Regions from separate parts of the Homo sapiens genome. Here region 2 is linked to region 1. A link is an interaction called in ENCODE POLR2A ChIA-PET data of the cell type or tissue named here. Cell type or tissue: Panc1. All regions are shown on one strand. Each heading gives the region's core, and the rest is flanking DNA. Links, peaks and the distances in the headings are about the cores only. Region 1 overlaps FGD1 (FYVE, RhoGEF and PH domain containing 1). Region 2 has its middle 27 kb from the start of TSR2.

The links. Peaks named below come from ENCODE experiments on the same cell type or tissue, not always from the same donor. Only the 100,000 strongest peaks of a DNase experiment are listed, where the experiment ranks them.
Region 2: POLR2A ChIA-PET joins it to region 1 with 9 read pairs; 2 of 35 experiments call an interaction of 5 or more read pairs at or near these places.

The regions. Positions count from the first base shown.
Region 1 is chrX:54,481,479-54,484,383 of GRCh38, reverse strand. All of the region lies in intron 1 of FGD1 (FYVE, RhoGEF and PH domain containing 1), which reads left to right. Among named protein-coding and RNA genes, the nearest start is that of FGD1, 13 kb to the left of the region's middle. In Panc1, for the core only: no CTCF peak of the experiment used is centred there; no DNase peak of the experiment used is centred there; H3K27ac peaks cover 251 bases.
Region 2 is chrX:54,411,863-54,414,767 of GRCh38, reverse strand. No RefSeq gene overlaps it. Among named protein-coding and RNA genes, the nearest start is that of TSR2, 27 kb to the left of the region's middle. In Panc1, for the core only: no CTCF peak of the experiment used is centred there; no DNase peak of the experiment used is centred there.

The DNA.
Region 1 (2,905 bases), core at 295-2,794:
GGCAACAAGACAGTCACTATCCCTGTCCTCGTGGAGCTGATATCTAGCAGGAAAGACACACTACAAGCAATTCCAAGTGCAGATGCTGCAAGAACACATGAGGGTGGGGGGAGTGGGCGGACAGGGCAAAGGAGATATTTGAGTTGAGACCTGAAGGATAAATAGGAGTCCAGAGGTAGGGAGAGGCAGACTAGCAGTTCGGGTCACGGGAACAACATGTGCCAAAGCCCTAGGCGGAAGAGAGCACTTTCGAGGAACAGACAAACGGCCATTGTGGCTGGATCGTGGGGCGGGGAAATGTTCCTGAGCTAGGCCTTCCTTGTCCCTGTGCTCAGGAGTTTCACCCCTGAAGGCAAAGGGAGCCCTTCACAAGGCTGAAGGGATTGCAGGGGACTGTGTTTTCCAAAAGCTGGCAGTGGTGTAGAGAATGCCTCGTAGAGGCCCGGAAGATGGGAGTGAAATCAGTTAGGGGGCTGGAGGGGGAATGAAGCATAGGGATTCTAGAGCAACTGACCATGGTGCATCTAAAGGACTTGGGGCCTGGCTGGACATGTGGGTTGAGGGAGAGGAATAAACCTAGGACTTGGGCTTGGGCAGCTGGGCGGATGGAGTTGTCCTTCCTGCGATGGGGAAGGCAGGAGGAGAAGCAGACCGGGGCTGGGGTAGGAGTGTCGTTCACGATGTGCTGAGGCTGAGGAGCCTGAAGACAGGACATCTAGGTGACAGCACCCAGTTGGCATCAGATATGCCTATCTGGGTCCCAGAGTAAGGGCAGGTGGGTGAGGGGCACAGGTATGTAGCTGAGACTAAGAGGGAAGAGCCCTCCTTGGCGCTTCCCCATGGCCCCTGCAGGGAAAGGGTTAAATCGCGGAGGGAAGGCGCCTGTGGAAAGCGGGAAAGGCGGGACTGGCAGGGCTGGCCTTTGGGAGCTGCAGCTGGCATAGAAGCCCTTCCGCCCGCCAGGGCCTGCTAGGCCTGGGCCGCCACCGCCCACACCACCGCCTTTGCCTTCGCCTTTGCCTTTGCCTTCCCTGCTCCCCCTCCAGCCCCTTCCCTGCTCCCCTAGGCTGGGGGACCCCCCTACCTAATGCATTCCAGGTGTAGACGCAGCCCCTCCCCCACCGCGCGGGTGTGGGAGGGGCAGGGAAGGCTGGGGTCACTTTCACCGCATCTCTTAGGGAGCATCTCCCAGGCTTGCTGACTGCTTCTCTCTCTCTGGAGAATTCCCTCAGGGATCTCTGTTTGGGCCTCCCTGACTCTGGCAGGGGCTGGCAGCAGAGAGAGCCCCCCAGACCCAGGTCCGCCACTTTCTAAAGTGTCACGTGACCTTGGGCAAGTCATCTCACCCCTCTGAGCCTCGGTTTTCTCATCTGGAAAATGGGGCTGTCATTCCCACCTTCTAGGGTTGTTGTAAGGATTCAATGCCACAGATCCATCCCCAGCCCTTGGCATGGCACATTGTCACCATGTTCAACAGATGGCCCTGGCCTGCCCTTTTTGTTCCTGCCCCTCTGCCTGGGTCTGTATCCCTCGCTGACTACCATGCCCTGTGTGGACCTTTCTGTCTCTGTCTCCCTTCTGACTTGTCCCTTCCTTTTGTCCATCTCCCTCTATGTCCATCTCTGGGTCTCTGTGGTTTTCCTGTCCTCTCCCTCCTTGTGTTTGTCCCAGTGTCTTTCTCTTATCATCTGTCTTTTCCCCTCATAATCCTTCTGTGTCTCCAACTCTCAGATTTGGCCAGGCCTCTGGTGAATGGGAAGGGAGATGGGTGGGTGTTGGGGTCCCTGGGGTTGAGGCAAGGGTCAGAGGGACCATCCCCCTAGCGGCTTTGCCTCACAGGAAGGGGAATCTCAGCCAGCGTGGCAGCCCCAGCATCTGGTAATTACTGCTCCCAGTGCTCCCAGCTGCAGTTCCACTCCCTTCCCTTCCTGTCCTCTGAAGTCCCCAGCTCCTCCCGGGGCGGGGGAGGGAGATGGGCGGGGGTGGAGCTACCGCCCCCTATCCTCTGGCCTCTAGTCCAGAGAAGCAGGGAGGAGGTGGCCAGGCCCTCACAGTAATCAAGGAACTGGAAGAGGGATGGGCTGCTTGTGCTCTCATGTGGCTGCTTGGTTTGTCTGTGTGTGTGTGTGTGTGTGTGTGTGTGTGTGCGCGCGTGTGCGCGCGCATGTGCCTGGCCTTCTTTGTCCCCGTGGATCTATTTTGTGTGTGTGTCTTAATGTTCTTGTTTCTGTATGGCCATCTGTATGTTTGCATATAGATCCATGTGTGTCTCTGGGTCTGTATGTGTTACGTGCTCCTCTGTGCCTGGTTGTATGTCACCTTGGCCCTAAGTATGTGGGAGTTTCTAGATGTTTCTGCGCATGGGTCTCCTTAGATCTTGTGGATGTGTCTGTCTGTTTCTATACCTGTGTCTGTTCCCGTGCCTGCGTCTGCCTCTGCATGCCCCCTATAGGTCTATGGTTGTGGTGTAGGGAAGGGGGTGTCTGCTTGCTTGTATCTTTTGGCCTTTCCTGATCCTTCTTCCTGCTGTGGAGCCTTCTTGCAAACCCATGACATTACGTACTTCAAATATATGCTTCACTCATACCTCCCCACCCAATATCCACACTTTTGCCCACTCTTCTTCCCTTGTCTGCAGAACCATTCTCAGTCCATCTATACCTAAAAAAAACACACCCCATCCTGGATGGTGCAACTAAAAACCACCTCCTTTAGGAAGTCTTCTCTCCTCCCCCCTCCAAATGTGATTTCTTTCCCAACTCAGCAGTCACTGAAGGTGTGCTCTGTGACTCTGGACACAGACACACCTGGGATCTGGTCCCAGCTCAACCACTTTTAGCTGTCCTCAGGCAAATTATTTTGCCTCTTTGTGCATCAGTTTCCTCATCTGTAAAATGGGTAATAG
Region 2 (2,905 bases), core at 231-2,730, 70 kb after region 1:
AGCCAACAAGGAGACCAAAGGCAGGGCAACCAGCTGGGAGCTCTTCTAGAAGTCCTGGCAAAAAGGATGAGAACTGGACTAAGGGGACAGTTAGGAGAGAAAGAGGCACTGCAACATCACGATACCCGCAATTATATGGCCAGCTTTCCAATAGTTTCCCTCACATCCACGGTTTCATTCCATTTGCTCCAAAAACCTTTTATTTGCAGGGAATATTACTCACATGGTACAAATGAAGAAACTATGTCTCAGAAAGGGGAAACGATTTGTCTAAGATTCCTCAGTGAGTCCATGGAGGAACTAGGGCTAGGGCTGAAGAATTCTGTGTGTCCACTAACTGCCAAGCCCAATCTAGCTGCTTGGAACATATATTCGATCATTATGACAAATTAATATCCTCATATTGCACAATTTACACAGAAGCACAACTGCTCCTGGACTCCCTTGAGAGCACAGCCTATTGGCTGCCAACCTTCCTGGGAGCCAAAGCTTTCTGGGGGCTATGGCATCTTTCCATGAGGAGAGAAACCCTCCCCACAATTCCCAGAGTAACCACCCTAACTTCTCCCTTTGGGGAATTGCTTAGGGCCAGAATGAGTCTGAACCCACATGTTTGGTGGATGTTACAGCTGTTCTTAGAGAAGCAATAACACTCCATTCTTCCCAGAGCTAGGACTGAAACTCAGGGCTAAGGATATTCTCAGCATTTCCCTTGTGCATTTGCCTCCCTCCACCCCACTACCACCCTGATCCAAGCCATCATCATCTCTCATCTGCATTGCCAAAACAGCCTTCTACCAGTCTCTTTGATCGAGGCCGCAGACAGTTCTGTGGTTTGTGCATTGCACAAGGACATCTGGCTAAGGGGCCCAGTAGGGGCTGAAATCCAGCCTGTACTCTAGTGCCAAGCCATGAACCCTGGTGTGGGGCTACACCTGCAGGAGGAAGAGGCATCTTTCTCTTTAGACAAGGGCCCTTTCTTTTTTCTTTTTTTTTTTTTTTTTTTTTGAGACGGAGTCTTGCTCTGTCGCCAGGCTGGAGTGCAGTAGCACAATCTTGGCTCACTACAACCTCTGACTCCCTGGTTCAAGCAATTCTTCTGCCTCAGCCTCCCAAGTAGCTGGGATTACAGGTGCGCACCACCACGCCCAGCTAATTTTTTTTTTTTTGTATTTTTAGTAGAGATGGGGTTTCACCATATTGGCCAGGCTGGTCTTGAACTCCTGACTTCGTGATCCGCCCGCCTCAGCCTCCCAAAGGGCTGGGATTACAGGCATGAGCCACTGTGCCCGGTGACAAGGGCCCTTCTTTCCAAGCCAAGTGCCATGGGGCTATGTCCACCCAGAGGAAGCACCTTTTCAAAGTCACACAATGATAGACAAACAGCACTTAAAGCAACCCTGTTCCCACTTCCACCTTTGCCCCCTATAGTTTAGTAGGCAACCAGAGGTGTCCTGTGTAAAGCAAAGTCAAATCCCTCCCCTGTTAAAAATCCTCCTATGGCTCCCACCTCACTCAGAGTCAAAATCAAAGTCCTGGCGGGACTCAGTGGCTCATGCCTGTCACCCCAACACTTTGGGAGGCGGAGGCAAGCGGATCACCTGAGGTCAGGAGTTCGAGACCAGCCTGGCCAACATGGCGAAACCCTGTCTCTACTAAAAAAAAAAAAAAAAAAAAAATTAGCAAGGCATGGTGGTGGGCGCCTGTAATCCCAGCTACTCGGGAGGCTGAGGCAAGAGAATTGCTTGAACCTGGGAGGCAGAGGTTGCAGTGAGCTGAGATCGTGCCACTGCACTCCAGCCTGGATGACAGAGTGAGACTCCATTTCAAAAAAAAAAAAAGAAAAGAAATCAAAGTCCTTATAGTAGTCTATAAGACCACACATGATCTGGCCTCTCAATAACTCTGAACTTTTCTTTTTTCTTTAATGTGTTCCCATCGTTAAGCAATTTCTCCAATATGACTTCCTACCTCCCATTAGCTCTACCCCAGCCACACTGGCCTTGTTTCTGTTTCTTAAACATATTAAACTCATCCCATCTAGGGTTTTTATACTTGCTTTTTCTTTTGCCTGGAATTATTTTCCTCTAGATATCCACAGCACTGATTCCTTATGCTTCAGGTCTCAGCTCAAATGTCATCTCTTTAAATAGGCCTTCCCCATCTACTTTATTTAATGCTGTCTTCCCCACTCCACCCCCAATGTACCACTCTATTACTTTTTCATGTTTTATTTTCTTCATATAACTTATTACTCTCTGAATGTGTTTATTTATTATCTGTCTTGCCCACTGGAATGTAAGCTTATGAGAGCTGAGAACATGTCTGTCTTGTACAGTATTGTATCACAGCATCTAGAACAGTGCCTGACCCAAAGCAGGTACTGAATAAGTTTTTGTTGAATGAATCAATCTATGACTTTTCTCTGATAACCAGAAGTGCAGCCTCGGCTAGGGGTCCCCTATAATAGACTCACACACACTGGGGAATAAAGCTGATACTTAGGGAACAGACTTAGGATATCCTAGGTTCTATGAGGCCCACAATAGAGCCCAGAGCACAAGTTCTTTTGATTCTTTATCTGGAGGAATGGGAAGGAAAAAGTATTTGTGATATCATTGAAATTTCAGGGAACAGTCTTACTTCCAAAATTTCTTCCATCATTGCATCAAAGTCCTAAGAGTGAGCCAAATTTGGGTCAAGTGCCCATACCATGTCTATACCAGGGATCAGGTAAAGAAAAGATCTGGCCCCTTCAGTTTTTGTAATGGGAGCCTGCAGTGTGAAGCAGGTGTTAGGAATTCCCCTCTTGCCAAGACTGCACACAGTGGAAAGTATGAAATTGGATAGCCCCCAAAAAGAACAACTGTCATGTTTTTAGGCGATGAAGTGGGAGCCTCAGTCT